Regions from separate parts of the Mus musculus genome. Here region 2 is linked to region 1. The links are chromatin loops, found by intact Hi-C in ENCODE. Cell type or tissue: heart. All regions are shown on one strand.

What was found. Hi-C counts contacts between places; a loop is a spot of excess contacts. Peaks named below come from ENCODE experiments on the same cell type or tissue, not always from the same donor. Only the 100,000 strongest peaks of a DNase experiment are listed, where the experiment ranks them.
Region 2: a loop joins it to region 1, with 6 times the contacts of the local background. A loop is called at or near these places in 21 of 42 quality-filtered maps.

The regions. Positions count from the first base shown.
Region 1 is chr15:12,244,833-12,252,832 of GRCm38, forward strand. It overlaps Mtmr12 (myotubularin related protein 12), which reads left to right. Exons shown (of 16, transcript NM_172958.4): 7 at 152-281; 8 at 6,521-6,596. Among named protein-coding and RNA genes, the nearest start is that of Mtmr12, 44 kb to the left of the region's middle. In heart, a CTCF peak has its summit at 3,626 (motif pointing left); a DNase peak (open chromatin) is centred at 2,079; H3K27ac peaks cover 3,589 bases.
Region 2 is chr15:12,193,175-12,201,174 of GRCm38, forward strand. It overlaps the pseudogene Gm2581. Among named protein-coding and RNA genes, the nearest start is that of Mtmr12, 7.9 kb to the right of the region's middle. In heart, a CTCF peak has its summit at 3,786 (motif pointing right); DNase peaks (open chromatin) are centred at 787 and 3,827; H3K4me3 peaks cover 2,007 bases; H3K27ac peaks cover 3,746 bases.

The sequences.
Region 1 (8,000 bases):
TAGAAAGTGAAACAGTTAAGGTGTGAATTTATTATTCTTCGATTAAAAATAGACTCAGTGTCATAAATTGGATTCAGAGCTTGTGCGGCCACATGAACAGATACCAGCATCATGCAAAGACTTTACTGCCTTGCTCATTTTGTTTTCTTAGCCACTGATTCCAGGAACTGTACTGTAATGTTTGACACTCCGAAAGACTGGTGTTGGGAGCTGGAGCGGACCAAGGGTAGTGTGAAGTACAGAACAGTGAGTGTGAATGAAGGCTACCGAGTCTCTGACAGGTAAGCTCTCCCCATTATGTGTGTGAGTATGTGCATAAGTGTCTGTGGCCAGACACATGAGGCCCGAAGAAGGCCTCAGATCATATATTAGGGCTCTCCTAAGAAGCACGTCTGAGAGGATGGGGATGTGTGTGTGTGTGTGCGCGTGCGTGGGTGCATGTGTGTGCATGTGTGTGCGTGTGTGTGTGTGTGTGTGTGTGTGTGTGTGTGTGTGCGCGTGGGTGGGTGCATGCGTGCGTGCGCACGTGTGTGTGTGTGTGTGTGTGCGCGCACAGAGAAATGGTTTATTAGGTTTCCTTCCAGGGTGTGGGCTGCCTCCCCGCAGCAGCTGCTCAGTCTCCAGGGCTGGCTTCTCCGCAGGCCCAGGCTAGCGCTGAAGGACTGAGGATTCTTGGAGAGCTGCTGACCTTCACCTAGGTTGAAATGTTGAAGAAGTTAGTTCTGATAGCAAAGGAATACCACAGCAACAGGTAGATGGTCTTGTCAGCAAAAGTGAGGACAAGAAGGCAAAGAAAGCAATTTTCTTCTTCCTATGCTTGTCCAGGCTGCTACCAGAAGATGCCACCCACATTTACCGTGTCTTCCTACTCCAGATGTGATCAGGAGTGCCCAGAGCTTGTGTTTTAGTTGATTTCAGATATAGTCACGTTGACAGCCATGATGAGTCATCACAGAGCCCATGGGCTGGAGTTATGGGCATCTGTGAGAGGGCTGTGAAGTGAACTCCGGTCCTTTGGAAGATCAGCACACACAGCTGGGCTTAATGACACATGCTTTTAATCCCAGCACTTGGGAGGTAGAGACGGGTGAATCTCTGAGTTTGAGTGAGCCTGGTCTACATAGCAAGTCAGGACAGCCAGGGTAAGTGCCCTTTGTTCAGAGCTGAGAGAAGGGGAGAGAGGGAAGCCTGGTAGGTAGAACAGCCAGGTGCCCTTCATCAGCGGGGAGAAGGGGGGAGTAGAGGACGAGGGAAGGGATAGTTGGATGCTTCCTGGGGAATTTATTCTTTCTGATTGTGAGAACACTGGGGGGAGTTTGAGCAGAGGAGGGAGTGATCTGGCCCACATTTTTAGGATGACTCTGCTGGTCTGTTTTTAGAAACTTGAATCTTATCACTGGGAGCAGAGCTTCCTACTGTGCTGACAGCTTCATAAAGTACTGTAGGTTTATAGCACTTTTTACATTTGAGTGTCTCAGGTTTCTTCAGTATATCAGTTTTGATTCAACCTGAAACATGAACAGGGTGGGTTAGAAGGAGAAACTGTACCATCGTCAGAACTGGCTGTACGGTGCCACAGGCCAACTACTTCTCTTTTGGAATTTATTCCTAAATCTTTATGTCATTGTACTCTGTGGAGATAAAAGAAGGTGTGTGGCCCTGTGGGATGTGTGCTTTACAGAGGGACCCATGAACTAGTGCTGACACAGCGTGATGTAGCTCTGTCCTGGGCTACCCTTCCCAGATTACAGCTGTGCCTGAGTGGATTGCCCAGCTTCCATAATGAAGCTGCCCTGAGACAGGCTCTTGCCTCAGAACTCAGCCTGCTTCTAAAGGGACTGTTTTGAAGAGGAAGAAGTAATTGCTCATAGTCTCTGGGGACTGCCCGGGATCTGCCAGAGCTAATCGGGACAGGTGAGCTCACCCTCCACCCTGCGCCTGGTGTGGTGCTCAGTGTTCATGAACAGAGGCTAATCTGCTAGACGGTCGGTCTGACGTGTTAAATGGGTTTGTGTGAACAGGTTTGTATAATGGAATTAACTAGAAAGGTGACACTGTAGAATATTCAGTCTTACTGGACGGGAAAGGCATGCAAACCTTTTTAGGACCAGGGGCCCACTGCAGCTTTATGGCATGTGTATTAAGGGGGGCACTGAGAACTCCTCTGGTGATGGCACCATTCAGTCAGTGCTTCCCAGAGATATCTCAGTCCCCACAGAGCTTGTCAGGAATGCAGGCGTCACTGAGTAGGTGGGGCTGAGCCAGTCTGCTATGCCCTCATAGCATGACATTGCAGAGCAGAACTTAATCCCCTGTGCTCCTGCAGAGCTTTGAGCTTCTGATTTGTAGTCATGGGGACAAGCCTGGATTTTGATAATTGTCTAATCCTTCCCTGTGCTTTTAATGGGCATTTTGAGTTTAAAGGTTATTGATCTATTGAAATGTTTTTACTTTAGTGACTCCCTAAAGAAACCGTAGCTTACTGTCCACGTGCTCAGGCAAGTATGTAAGAAAATGCAGTAGCTCAGTATTTCAGAAGTCAAGGTCACAACGCTGTTAGTGACTGGAGGACCTTAGCCACAGCCAGTGCTTCACAGGCCTGGGTGTATGTCAAGGTCTCATGATCTTTCTTCTTTTACAATTGTCTGTGGGGGGGGGGGTGTGGAGAGATGACTTGGGAGCTATGAGCACTTCCTGCTCTTCTAGAGGACCCCAGTTTAGTGTCCTACGCCTGTGTCTGGCTGGCTAACAACTGCCTGTCACTCCAGCCCCAGGGAATCTGTGCCACCAGCACCCAAACACACGCGGCATATAATTACACAGACCTGCACATACATAGAAAAATAAATTGCTAAAAGTATCCTTGAGGTTTCTTTAATACAAATTTTGAAGCATTATAGCAAAAACATGTATGGCAAAGCTCGTTTTACCCATTGCTTGGGCATGACAATGACGAAGTCAGAGCTAACCCTGTCTTCTCTATACATCCACCCGCTTGTTCACCCTCTGCACTGTTGGGAAAAGAATTTCAAAGCTCATTTCATTTATGTTCAGTGTATATTACAAAGAACAAAGGACTGCATTGTTTTTAATAAGCATAGCATGAAAACATCATACTTTTCAAATTCACACTACTACTTTTTGTTTGTTGAGACAGGGTCTTCCTTTGTAGCATGTGTCCTGGAATTTTCTATGAGGACCAGACTGACCTCATAGAGATCTACCTACCTCTACCTCCCAAGTCCTAGGATTGCAGACCTGTGTTATGCCTGTTCACACTGCTTCTTTGATATCTAATTAGTATTTCAAATTCCCCAGGATTTGGTTTGCCTTGGAGTGGAGGGAAGTTGTTTTGCTTGTGTGTGTGTCTCTGTGTGTGTCTGTTTTGAGACAGGGTTTCACCCTGTACCCAGGCTGGCTACTTAATTGCTAGAGTTATAGGAGTACACCCCCAATTCTTGACTCGCTTTTATAAGAATTCTTTTTTTAAATTTATTGTTAATAAAGATTGAGTAGCATTTTTGCCATTTCTTGATGGATTTTTAAGTGTAGACTCACACTTTTTCTTGAAGAAATCAAGCTCTTTGCTAATTGTTTCCCACAGTGGAGTTTGGCCACGCCCCCTAGTGGTTCTTCATGTAGGTCCACCTTCTGTGAATTGATGAATGGCTCAGTCATCGTGTCTGATCTCTGACTTAAAGATCCATCTTCCCATGGGGCTGGGGGATGGATCAGTGGATAAGACTACTTTCTGCTCTTGCAGAAGTCCGGGGTTTGGTTGTCAGTACCCACATGTTTGGCTCACAACTCTAGATACTGTAGAATGTGTGTCTATAGCTCTACAACCAGGGAATCCAACACCCTCTTCTGGTTTTTGAAGTCACTAGCATGGACATGGTGAACAGACATACTCTCAGGTACACACTCATACACATACATTCTTTTTTTTTTTTTTTTTTTTTTTTTTTTGAAGTTTGTCCTATCGAGGATTCTGACAGATTGGCGTCAAGCATGCAGTGTATATGCAAACACCATCTGATTACTTTCCATTACAGCAAAGCCACACAGGTGCCTTCAGTCTCAGGAGGCTTTAGTTATGACGAGGAGCCAATGTACCCATGTGGTTTTGGTTCCTGCAACTTTGAAAAATTAGCTTTCTCGTGTTCTTCTGTTTAGCAGGCATATTCTTGTAAAGATGTTTCTCCTGAAGATAACAAAATCATAGTGTATAACTAAATTTTCAAACCTTATTTTTAATGATGGTTCTTAAGTGCTTTAACCTCCCTTGTGGCCCACCAACCAGAGGGAGCGGAAAAGAAAAGACACAGGTGGGGGTTGACCTCTTTAGAAAGTTTCTTTGGAGCATCTCCCGTCTATGTTGTCTGAAAATCGGCAGTTCACAGGTTAGCAGGCAGCAGCAGCTCTATCCACTCACAGACACTTCAAACACTACACCAGCAGTCCGGTTCAGTAGAGTCAGGTTAGCAACAGTGGTGACAAGACCTAGCAGAGACAGCCAGGCCTTAACCAGTCAGCAGGAGGGACCCGGAGGGATGCCAGGAGTTCTCCGCTGTGTCTCTCTCAGGGAAATGAAAATCAGTGAAGACTTGAGACCCACAAGTGTTGTACAGCTAGCTGTACCAGCAAGTCAAGTTCTGTCTCTATTGCTCTGTTGAGTCCATTTATATCCTCCGAGCATCACGTTTTGTCTCGGCATGTGCATCCAGTCAGCCAGAGTCCTCAGAGTTCCACAAACTGAGCTCTGCTATGCAATGTAAGGTGGACCAATACATGTGTGTTGTTAACAGAGAATCCATCACATGGCCTTTCATGTGTTTGCTTTAGCAGAACATTCTCTCTCCTGTGTCTGCTTCAGCGAAACATTCCTTCATGTGTTTCCCCAGTAAAACATTCCTTCATGTGTTTCCCCAGTAAAACATTCCTTCATGTGTTTCCCCAGTAAAACATTCCTTCATGTGTTTCCCCAGTAAAACATTCCTTCATGTGTTTCCCCAGTAAAACATTCCTTCATGTGTTTCCCCAGTAAAACATTCCTTCATGTGTTTCCCCAGTAAGACATCCCTTCATGTGTTCCCCCAGTAAAACATTCCTTCATGTGTTTCCCCAGTAAAACATTCCTTCATGTGTTTCCCCCAGTAAAACATTCCTTCATGTGTTTCCCCAGTAAAACATTCCTTCATGTGTTTCCCCCAGTAAAACATTCCTTCATGTGTTTCCCCCAGTAAAACATTCCTTCATGTGTTTCCCCCAGTAAAACATTCCTTCACGTGTTTCCCCCAGTAAAACATTCCTTCATGTGTTTCCCCAGTAAAACATCCCTTCATGTGTTTCCCCAGTAAAACATTCCTTCATGTGTTTCCCCAGTAAAACATTCCTTCATGTGTTTCCCCCAGTAAAACATTCCTTCATGTGTTTCCCCCAGTAAAACATTCCTTCATGTGTTTCCCCAGTAAAACATTCCTTCATGTGTTTCCCCCAGTAAAACATTCCTTCATGTGTTTCCCCCAGTAAAACATTCCTTCATGTGTTTCCCCCAGTAAAACATTCCTTCATGTGTTTCCCCCAGTAAAACACCATCCAAACGACTTTCCAAAGAACCCATTAGTTTCCACTTCAATAGTGTAACTCAGAAAGAGCCTCAGTCAGTGTGGTGTCTTAGTTTCCCTTTTTCTTTATCTGTAAAATGAAATGATCACACTACAGTCTTGACAGTGATGTTGGATTAAATGCATTGTTCGTGTAATGGATTGGGGAAGTCTGCCGCGGAGGAGCACTCATAAACGTCAGTGGTTGGCAGAAGTAGGCTAGGACTGGGTCTTTCTCCTGTTGTTGTGTTTTTGTGTTGTTTTGAGACAGGATTTTCCTATGTAGCCCAGTCTGTCTTGGAAATCATTTTGTAGACCAGGTTGGCCTTGAATTCACAGAGAGAGTCTCCTAAGAGCTGGAATTAAAGTCATGCCGCCATGCCTGTCTCAGAGTTGTGATAAAATGGATAGCAGTCATGGTTACCAATTTTCACATTCGATTTGTGTAATTAGAAGCAACACAGGTGTTTGTGTTGTTACTCTTTGATGAAATTTTGAACTATATATATTTTTAGATATCACATTTTCTAGTCTCCCTCCTTTTCAGTGTTAAAGGTCAAATCTAGAGTCTTGTAAGGGCTAGGGGCTCTGCTGCAGAGCCATACCCACTCCCCCATCTTCCTCATTTGTAGAAGAGGACACCGACCCAGAAGGGCAGAACAACTTAGCTCCCTTGCCAGCAGAGTCAGGGCTGTGCAAATCATAGGCAGAGCTAGGGCTGGAATCCGGATTCCTAGCCTGTCTGATCACAGTGCTTGTCTGTCAGCAGTCAGCCGCCCAGGGATAGCAGTTCACCTGGGCTGGGTCTCAACGGAAGTGTGGTCCTTTGTGTAACACTTTGTTTTTTCTTTTGTGAGTGTTTACAGATTTTGTGAAGTAAGTGTCTAAGAACTGATGCTATCTCTTGCTTCTAGGTTGCCAGCATACTTCGTTGTCCCCACTCCCCTTCCGGAAGACGATGTGAGGCGTTTTCAGGGCCATGGTATACCAGTAAGTACATCTGGAAACCCCGGCAGAGAAGACGCAGCGCTCTCAGCCCATCCTAGCATTGATCCTTAGGGCCCTTGGCTTAGTGCTCCAGAGTTTGTCTGCAGTGTAAGAGGAATCCAAAATACCACAGGGACTCCCTAGGCTGCCTCCTAAAGGTGAGCTCCCTGGAGCAAGTCCGAAGCCATCTTGAGGTTTTGGCAGACGCTGAGGCACTTGAGGAGGAGAGTAGGCCCACTGCTTTACACTTCAGCATTCGGTGCCTGAGCCGACACTACTCACAGTGGGATTTAAGATTGCTTTGGGCCAGCTCTGTTAATCTTGATCTGGGCATTGCTGAGGCTTCTCTTATAAAACAGCATGAAGCACAGGATAGAAGGGATGAGAGCCATCTTTAATGTCACTGGCCTAATAAAGCACGACTAGATGGACCCGACTTTTAATTGTTGACAGAGTTCCACAGCCTGTGGGAATTTGGTCAGGAATCAGAATCGTAAGCACGTGACGTACACAAGGCTGCTCTGCCAGAAGAGTCTGGAGTGTGAGCTGAGATGGTAAAACACCGTCACATTCCCAGAGCCCACGGAGGGCAGGCTGGGCAGGGAGTGAATATCCCTGTGTCTGGCCCAGAAGGGCAGCGCTTCAGCACCAGCCTGTAGCTCTGGTGACTGAACATTGCCAGGTGGCTGGATTTTTTTTTAGAGGAAGCCAGAGATGCAGATTGCTATGTGAGTTTTCCTGATCTCCAACTAGATGTAGTTAAATTGGAGAATTTGAAAAAAGTTCTTGGGATGTAGCTGGGTCACATTCCACCAGTGTCCAGCCCTGACTGACAGCTGAGGTTTCCATACTTACCTTTGCATTCTTGAAAATCCCCATAGTTGTGAAAGAGTTTTGTTTATGTGGGTTGTGCCATTTTAGAAATTCCAGTTAAAACTGGGTGTGATGGCTCATGCCTGTGATTCCAGCCCTGGCTGAGCCAGGAGGATTGCCGTGATTTTGAAGCCAGCATGCATTCCCTAAGTTTTAGACCAGTGTAGACTAGAGTGAGACCGTGTTAATTTTTTTTTGTCAAATTGAATTTTAATGAAAAAATATAAGAAGCATTTTATCATTAAGCATTAAGCATTTATCATATACGTTTATGGAAAATAACTATCTAAAAAGCCAAATGGGATAGCACAATTTTGGATTTTGGAAATAAAAGACAGCTGGATTCCTTTATTCAGTCTGTGGTGGTATGCAGAAGACCAGTTACAGACCACAGAGAAACTCCAGCTTCAGGCATGTGCATTTGGAAAGGAAGGCATAGATAGGCTGGACTGAGCATTTTATTATTTGACGGTGCACCAGACATGGTCCGTAACAGTTTCACAAAGGTGACCATAGTAAGGAATTTGAAAACAC
Region 2 (8,000 bases), 52 kb before region 1:
ATCTATAAAATGTTGCAGCTCTGGGGAGTGTTAGAATTCTAGATGCCAGCCAAGGTCAGTTCCTTGTAGATGAAGTCTACAGGTTGAGCAGGGTTAGAATTCTCCCACGCCCAGGCTTTCTTATGATGTTCCAAGGTAGTAGATGTGACTCCAATGCACCTTTCCATCCGTATCTCCCAGAACACCATGCATTCAAACCCTCATGCAACCTCCAGAGCTCTCTACACTGCTGTTCTGTCTCTCAGTTGGGCCTATATGGGTTTGTGAGGTGCTTCTCTTGGGGCCGGGTATAGTAGTAATTTCTCATTCTAGCTCCCAAATAATTGACACAACAACCTATTAAGTTTATTAACAAGCTTTGGGCTATTCTGACCCTCTAAACTATCCATTTTCCAGCTGCCAGGTCCTTATACCTTCAATCCAAGTCTTGCTCTGACTTGCTCTGCTCCACGTGTGTCCTCACGGCAACTCCCTTGGTGACCTGCTCATCACAACTCCTGGACCCTCTCTCTGCCTCATGGCCACCTCCACCTGGTCTCTCTAACTGGGATCAGAAGTCCTGCCTTCTGTCCCAGCAGTGTGCTGATAGGGTCTCTGTTAACCAATTAGAGAGAGTTGGGGAACATTCTTTACACAACATTGATACAGGGGATGGTTCAAAAATCATGACGATGCTAGCATCTGGGCTGTAACCAGATTTCTGGGCACAGAAATCGGCAACTGAATACAAAGTGCACAAGACCAAGCCCCAGGAGGGGAGGAGGAGCCAATGCCTTTTCTTGGAACTAGGGAACGTTGAAAGGCGCCTCCTTATCGACGTGAGCAGAGCCAGAGAAAGCAGAGCACAGAACCTTTTCTACAAGCAAACCGCTTACTTCCCTCATGGCATGAGGTTTCAAACTGTTTCTGTGGCTAGTTCCTCTCCAGCTGATTCCTCACAGGGACTGGAAAATCGCCCCCCACTTCTGGGTCTCCAGCTCAGCTCTGGCCGGAACATTTCTGTTCTGATTTCCCAGGCCTGCCTGTGTGAGATATTTGCAGAGTCCTACACTGCCTGCTTTACTTGGCTGCCCTGAGAATGTATTCCTGAGGCCAGGTGGATGAATGGTGAATTGACTCCAGTGTTCCGCAGAAGGTACGGAGCCAGGAAATGGCTGATCATTAACAGGCTCCAGCCGGAAAAAACTACGGGGTTAAAAACCCAGAGGTGTTACGTGGTAGCTCAGTGATTCCCAGTGTTCTCTGTTTGCCTTTGGATAAAGCATACTTACTTTCAACTGCTAAAAATTGCATTTTAAACCTTTGGGGTATATGACTGTTTCTAACATGAAATGGGGGTACGAGGGTGTCCTCAACCTCAGGTTCTTCTGCAGCTTCCTGAACAAGAAGCCTATCAGGTTTGCAGAATCGGAACGGTGAGCCAAGCCCCAAACAGGCCTGACCGCATTTTGAGCAACGATCAAATGTCCTAGTCGGAGAGACGTGACGTTTTATTAGCAAAGCTTCTCCTGGCCCTACAGCCGCCAAGGCTTCATGAGATCCTTTAAACTCCAAACCCCAGCCCCTCCCTCCACCGCTCCTGGACACTCTCACGCCTCCGCTTATCTAGCCTCAAACAAAGCAAGGGAGAGGAAACAGGTTCTCTGGGTGTCGGGGCTCTGTCAAAGCAGAGAAGAGACAGCTGGACGGCTGGTCCCTTGCTTTTCTCTGGCCCATGGTACAACTTTGGCATCAGATACGTGTTGCTTTTATTTTGTGGTGCACAGCAGTCACGTGATTGGATGGCATATACAAGCATTATATTGTGTGACTCTTCATCATTTGAGACAGCAGTAAGCCCCCTTCTCCTTCCTGGTGACCGTCGCTGAAACAGATGCAAAGTCTTGAATTCTCTTGTCTTGGAATGAGTCGCAAGACATTTAAGTGGGGAGCCACAAGATTGAGTTTTTCTGGTTGCTGTCTTGTGCCAACTCTCCCTCTAGGCACGTGCACGAGAACATGCATGAGACACACACACACACACAAAGAGGGCGGGGCATTGTCTCTGTCACTTTGCCCCCACAGCTTTCCCCACGACAGAGGGGCATTTGAGAGAAGAGTGGGCCTGACCCCAGCACCTCTGTGTGGGAGTTTGTGTGGGCAGCAGAGAATTTGGAAGGGTGGCATGACTCTTTCAGTCACTTGTTTCTGTGTCTTCTGAGTTTTCTCGTGGCTCAAGTGAGCCGAGGAAAGGCTGTCAGGGAAGAGAGCTGCTGCCGGACTCTGCAAAGGAAACAGCCGCACCGCACCTACTTAAGGAAGCAACCGGAGCCAAGAGAGGATGGCTTGCCTCTACCTCAGCATGCTCCAGGCCTGTGGCACTCACAGGAACAGAGGAGAGTGACAGGGACCCCAGTCTCAGCGCAGAGCACCTTCCCTTCTTGGGGACAGACAAGTCCCTAGGTCTCCTCATGATCCATACCAGACCAGCCCTAAGTTTCCATTCAGTGGAGCTGGGAAGATGAAGAAAACATAGAAGTTAAAACTGAACTCACGTTCACTGGCTTTGTTCAGATAGCGCATTGTCTTAAATAGCTTCGGAGGTGGCCCCGACTTTCAGTGCGATTCTGAGAGGGTTGGTTTTTTTATCATGGTTGTTTACCTTTTAAAAAGTAAATTGAGAACTAAAGTATGCCCAGAAGATTTTAAGAAAATATCTCTTACTTGGGCAATGGTAATGAATCCCAGCACTCGGAAGGCAGAGGCACGCTGATCCCTGTGAGTTTGACACCAATCTGGTCTTCAAATCGAGTCCAGGACAGGCAGGGCTACACAAAGAAACACCCTGTCTCGAAAACAGAAAACAACAACAGAAGAAATAAACAATATTTTTTAGATATTCATTTACTCCTGTGTCTGCATGTGAAAAAAGGCTTTGGGAGTCTGTGTGTGTGTGTGTGTGTGTGACTGTCTCTCTGTCTCTCTCTCTCTGTCTCTGCCTCTCTCTCTCTCTCTCTCTCTCTCTCTCTCTCTCTCTCTCTCTCTCTCTCTCTCTCTCTCCCTCCCTCCCTCCCTCTCGTTTTTTTGAGACAGGACTTCTCTGTGTAGCCCTGGCTGTCCTGGAACACCAGGCTGGCCTGAAACTCAGAGATCCGCCTGCCTTTGCCTTCCCAGTGCTGGGCTCCAAGCTGCGTGCCACCACCGCTTGGCGAGGGCTATCCTTTTCTAGTCATCTCTGCTTGTTCCTTTCGTAGGAGGGAGGGTCTATCGTGGAACTCAGGGCCAGGGTTTCTTAGCGGAGTTGGAAGTATCAAGTCCCAGTGATTCTTCTGTCTCCTCTGCCGTGGTCCCTTATGTAGGTCCCAGGACACGACTCCAGTTCTCAGGATTGTGTGCCAAGCGCTCTTGACCTCTGAGCGAGCACTTGAGCTTTTGTCCTCGAGACAAGTTCTCACGTATGCCAGGTGGCCTCACACCTCGAGCTAATCAAGCTTACTCCATCACACCTGCTTTATGAGGTACTGAGAGTCACAGTCGGGACTTTGTGCCGACTGAGCTACATCCCCACACTTTGTGGCACCCCTCTTTGAAAGCTGCATTTGGAGACTGTTAAATTCTGTAATTCCTGGGGGGTGGGGGAAGCTGACCTAGGGTGAGTTTGTACTTCAAATTTCATGTGGTTGTGACACAGCAGATGTGTCTAGAGGAGGTATTGCGGGACAAAGGAAACAGGGTGAGAGCTGGGGTGGACAAAGCGACCTGGTCCAGTCTATTTGGACTTAGCATACTACTTTTTATAAACCCCGGTAGAGGGCGCAGTCTCCTCGTCCTTGAAGCGCCCACAGGTCATTGTTCTGAAGGCATCCCACCGAGTGAGTATTCAAAACACCAAGGATAGAGTTGGAGGTGCTGATCATGAAGCCCAGCAGGGCAGCGAACCGGAAGCTGAAGCAGGACGGTGGTCTGCAAGTTTGAGGCTAGCTAGTCTACATGGTACATTCCAGGCTATCCAGGTCTACATAGCAAGACCGGGTTGAAGAAAAGGAGGGGTGGGGAAGGGAAGGAGAAAGAGAGGAAGGAGGAAGAAAACAGCACAGACCAACCTTGAACTGCTCCTAGCTCACCCCTGAGAGGATGAAAGGACTCGTTCTAGATACTCGGATACTCGGACGGACTTATTCAGGAGGGTAGGTCGAGGCGCTGGCTGTGCAGCTTTGAGGTGCTTAGAAATTCAGAGAGTCTACCTCTTCCCTGGTCTCTAAAGAAGCGGTCAAGAGTTGTTGACTCTAGGAATACATTTATTGGGTCGGATGATTAGGGAACCTATGCCAAGACAGGCAGAGGCAGAAAATGGCACTGTTGTTTATTTGGTTGGTTGATTGGAGGGGGGACACTGTGTCAGGTAATCCAGACTCACTATGTAGCCAAGGGACCTTGACCCGCCTGATTTTCCTACCTAAATCTCCTACGTTAATGAGTACAAGTGTTCACAACAAGGCACTCGTTTTTTTTATTTTAATCCAAGCTATTTGAATTAGTCAATATAAGATGTCCAATATTGTGTGACAGCCACCGTTTCATCTTTTATTGTAAATAGATATTTTTTGCATACAATACATTCTGATTGTGTTTCCCTTCCAAAAACTACCTCCAGATCCTTCCCAACTCCCCAGCCACCCAAATCTACAGTCCGCTTTGCTCTCTCCAGTTAGACAGGGAACAGTGTTCTAAAAAGAAAAAGAAAAGGCTAGAGAAAAAGCTTACAAACATGAATAGGACAAAACAGATGAGTGAACAGAGAAGAAAAAGCCAGAGAAAAACCGCAGGAAACACATTCAGACACAGAGACACCCATGTGCACGCACATAAAAACACAAAATTGGAAGCTATAATAGACATGTAGGGGAATGGGGTGGGGAGCCCAGACAAAGCATTATGAGACAAAAATTAAAACAAAAATACCACTGAATTTGTTCTATGTTGGCCATCTACTGCTGGCATGAGGCCTGCCCTTAAGTGTGGTTTGTATACCCAGTGAAACTGTCATGCTTTTTTTTTTTTTTAAGTTCTTTACGTTTTTACTCTTTGTGCACAAAGACTAGCATGATCGGTTCCACTTGGTAGTCAGTTGAATCCATTCAAGGTCGCTTAGTCCAACTTAATGAAGCCTATGTCCTTCACGTACTGCCGGAAGCACTGGCGGCTCATGTTCAGCCCATATTTGAGAATCAGACCATGGCGGTTAGAGCAGACGCAGCAAGAGCGGGAACCCTGGCCGAACTTCCGTGGGTGATTCCAGTAGAGCTGCTGGTGACCCATCTTGCCTTCAGACACCCAAAGAGGGAAAAAGCTGTTATGCTTTTTGTTTGTTTGTTTTTTTGAGACAGGGTTTCTCTGTATAGCCCTGGCTGTCCTGGAGCTCACTTTGTAGACCAGGCTGGTCTCGAACTCAGAAATCCGCCTGCCTCTGCCTCCCAAGTGCTGGGATTAAAGGCGTGCGCCACCACGCCGGGCTACTGTTATGCTTTTTAAAAGGCATGTTGAAGTAGTACAATAATTTCTTAACTTAGAAAACGGTCCTCAGGGTTCAGAATTTAGAGTTAGAACAAGCTATGTACGAAATAACTCTTCAAAAACGTTTCCCAAATACAGTTTCCCTTTCTAAAAACCACCAGTGCCCTAATCCCCTTTATATCTACCAAAAAGATTCTATTCATATAGGAAGAGATAGGCCAGCAGCACTCTTCGGTTAGCCCACCACTGAAGAGGTGGACGAATCAGGGTTCCAAGTTCAAGGCCAGACTGAACCCCACACATTCACAGCCAGGCTGGGCGCACAATGTGACACTTTCTCAGAGACAGGGTCACACAGACAGCCAGAGTTTGAAGGCGGCTGTCTGACTCATGCATGGTTGCCTTTATCCACCAAACTGCATAGCTGCTACCTAAAATGTTTCCTCATTCTCTTTTTGTGGCTGCAATTTTATGGCTGCATCAAATTAAATGGCTGCCCTGTAATTTACTTGATCTACTCCTATTAGTGAGCATTTATATTTCTAACTCAATGTTACCCACATCCAAAAAAAAAAAAAATGTAGTTAGTGGACAGTTGTGGTGTAATCCCAGAACGTGGGAAGTGGAGGCATGAGGCCAGCCCTCACTCAGACTTGGATTGTTTGAGACCCTGTCTCAAACCAAGAAGAACATAATAAAATCTCAACCAAAAAATTGTAATTAGTTAGCATGCTTCGATGTCATTCGATGTCATTTCAAACATGTGGGATACATTTATTATTATTTATTTAAGACAAATTTTTAGAATTGAATTTTCTGAGACAATTTTTTAAAAGGTGTGTGTGTGTGTGTGTGTGTAGATGTCTGTGTCTGTGCATTTATTTGCATATGTGTATACAGATGCCCATGGAAGCCAAAAGAGGGTGTTGAAGTTCTTGGAGCTGGAGATGTAGGCTATTGTAAGCTGCCCAACACCATCATTGGGGAACCAAACAACAGTCCTCTGCAGGAACAGTATAAGTCTTTAGTTGCTAAGCCAAGTCTTAAACTTGTCAAGACAATTTTAAAAACAGGTTTATTTATTTATGTATATGTGTACTCTGTCACACACTTACACTCCTGCATGCCAGAAGAGGAGATCAAACCTAATAGATGGTTGTGAACCCACAGTGTGGGTGCTGGGAATTGAACTTGGTACCTCTGGAAGGACCGCCAGTGCTCTTAACCACTGAACCATCTCTCCATCCTCCTCCAGACAGTTTTTAATATGACTGTAAAGTTGGCATCTCCCTGCCTCTCACCTTCACACTCACATCCATGGCGGGTCCCCGTGCCCCTCATCCTTGGTGTGGACTTGCCTAGCCGTGTAGCACGCTGGTTAGTGTTGTTCCGGTTGTGAAGGAGACTGAGACCATACTGTCCTTAAGAACCTTCTGGACTGGACAGACTGGAGTGAGTCTCCATGGACCACTGGACAGCCTCTGTTTAATGAGTAAACCAAGCAAGCCACTGAAAGGAAGAAGGCAGAGTCCAAGGAGGAGGCTCATGGGCTTCTAACCAAGCAGTCGGCGGCCCAGGCTGTGTATTTGCTGAGAGTAAAACTAAATAAATAAGCTGAGTATGCTGTTCCCTGATTTCGGTACTGCAGAAGTTGGTGGCTTGAGCCAAGGAGTTTGAGGCCAATCTGGACAATGGGACAGAAAACAGGCTGTTCTGCTATGATCCCTCCAGAAGACCAAACCGAATGCTTCTTAGGCTATGTCTATGTCTCGTCATCTCCAGAGGAGAGTGGAAAGACAGTTAGTTGTAGGGCTGGAGAGATGGTTCAGTGGTTAAGAGCACTGTCTGCTCTTCCTAAGAGGTCCTGAGTTCAAGTCCCAGCAACCACATGGTGGCTCACAACCATCTGTAATAGAATCTGATGTCCTCTTCTGGTGTGTCTGAAGACAGCTACAGTGTACTCATGTACATACAATAAATAAAACTTTAAGAAAAAAAGAAAGAAAGAAAGAAAGAAAGAAAGAAAGAAAGAAAGAAAGAGAGAAAGAGAGAGAGAGAGAGAGAGAGAGAGAGAGAAAGAAAGAAAGAAAGAAAGGAAGGAAGGAAGGAAGGAAGGAAGGAAGGAAGGAAGACCGTTGTAGCAAGACTAATCCCCAACCTTCTGCATGTGTGTCTTTCTGTCTGTCTGTCTCACTATGTAACACAGATGCCTTCAAATTTGCATTCTTGCCTGGCGTGGTGGCACACACCTTTAATCCTAGCACTCGGGAGGCAGAGGCAGGTGGATTTCTGAGTTCGAGGCCAGCCTGGTCTGCAAAGTAAGTTCCAGGACAGCCAGAGATACACAGAGAAACCCTGTCTCAAAAACAAAAACAAAAACAAACAAATTTGCATTCTCCTGCTTCAACCTTCAAGATAAAGAAAGAAGTCTGAAGACATTAGACTACTTGGTACATCTGAGATGTGGATAGAGGCCATCAAAGAACATAGGCACAAGGCCGGGATGT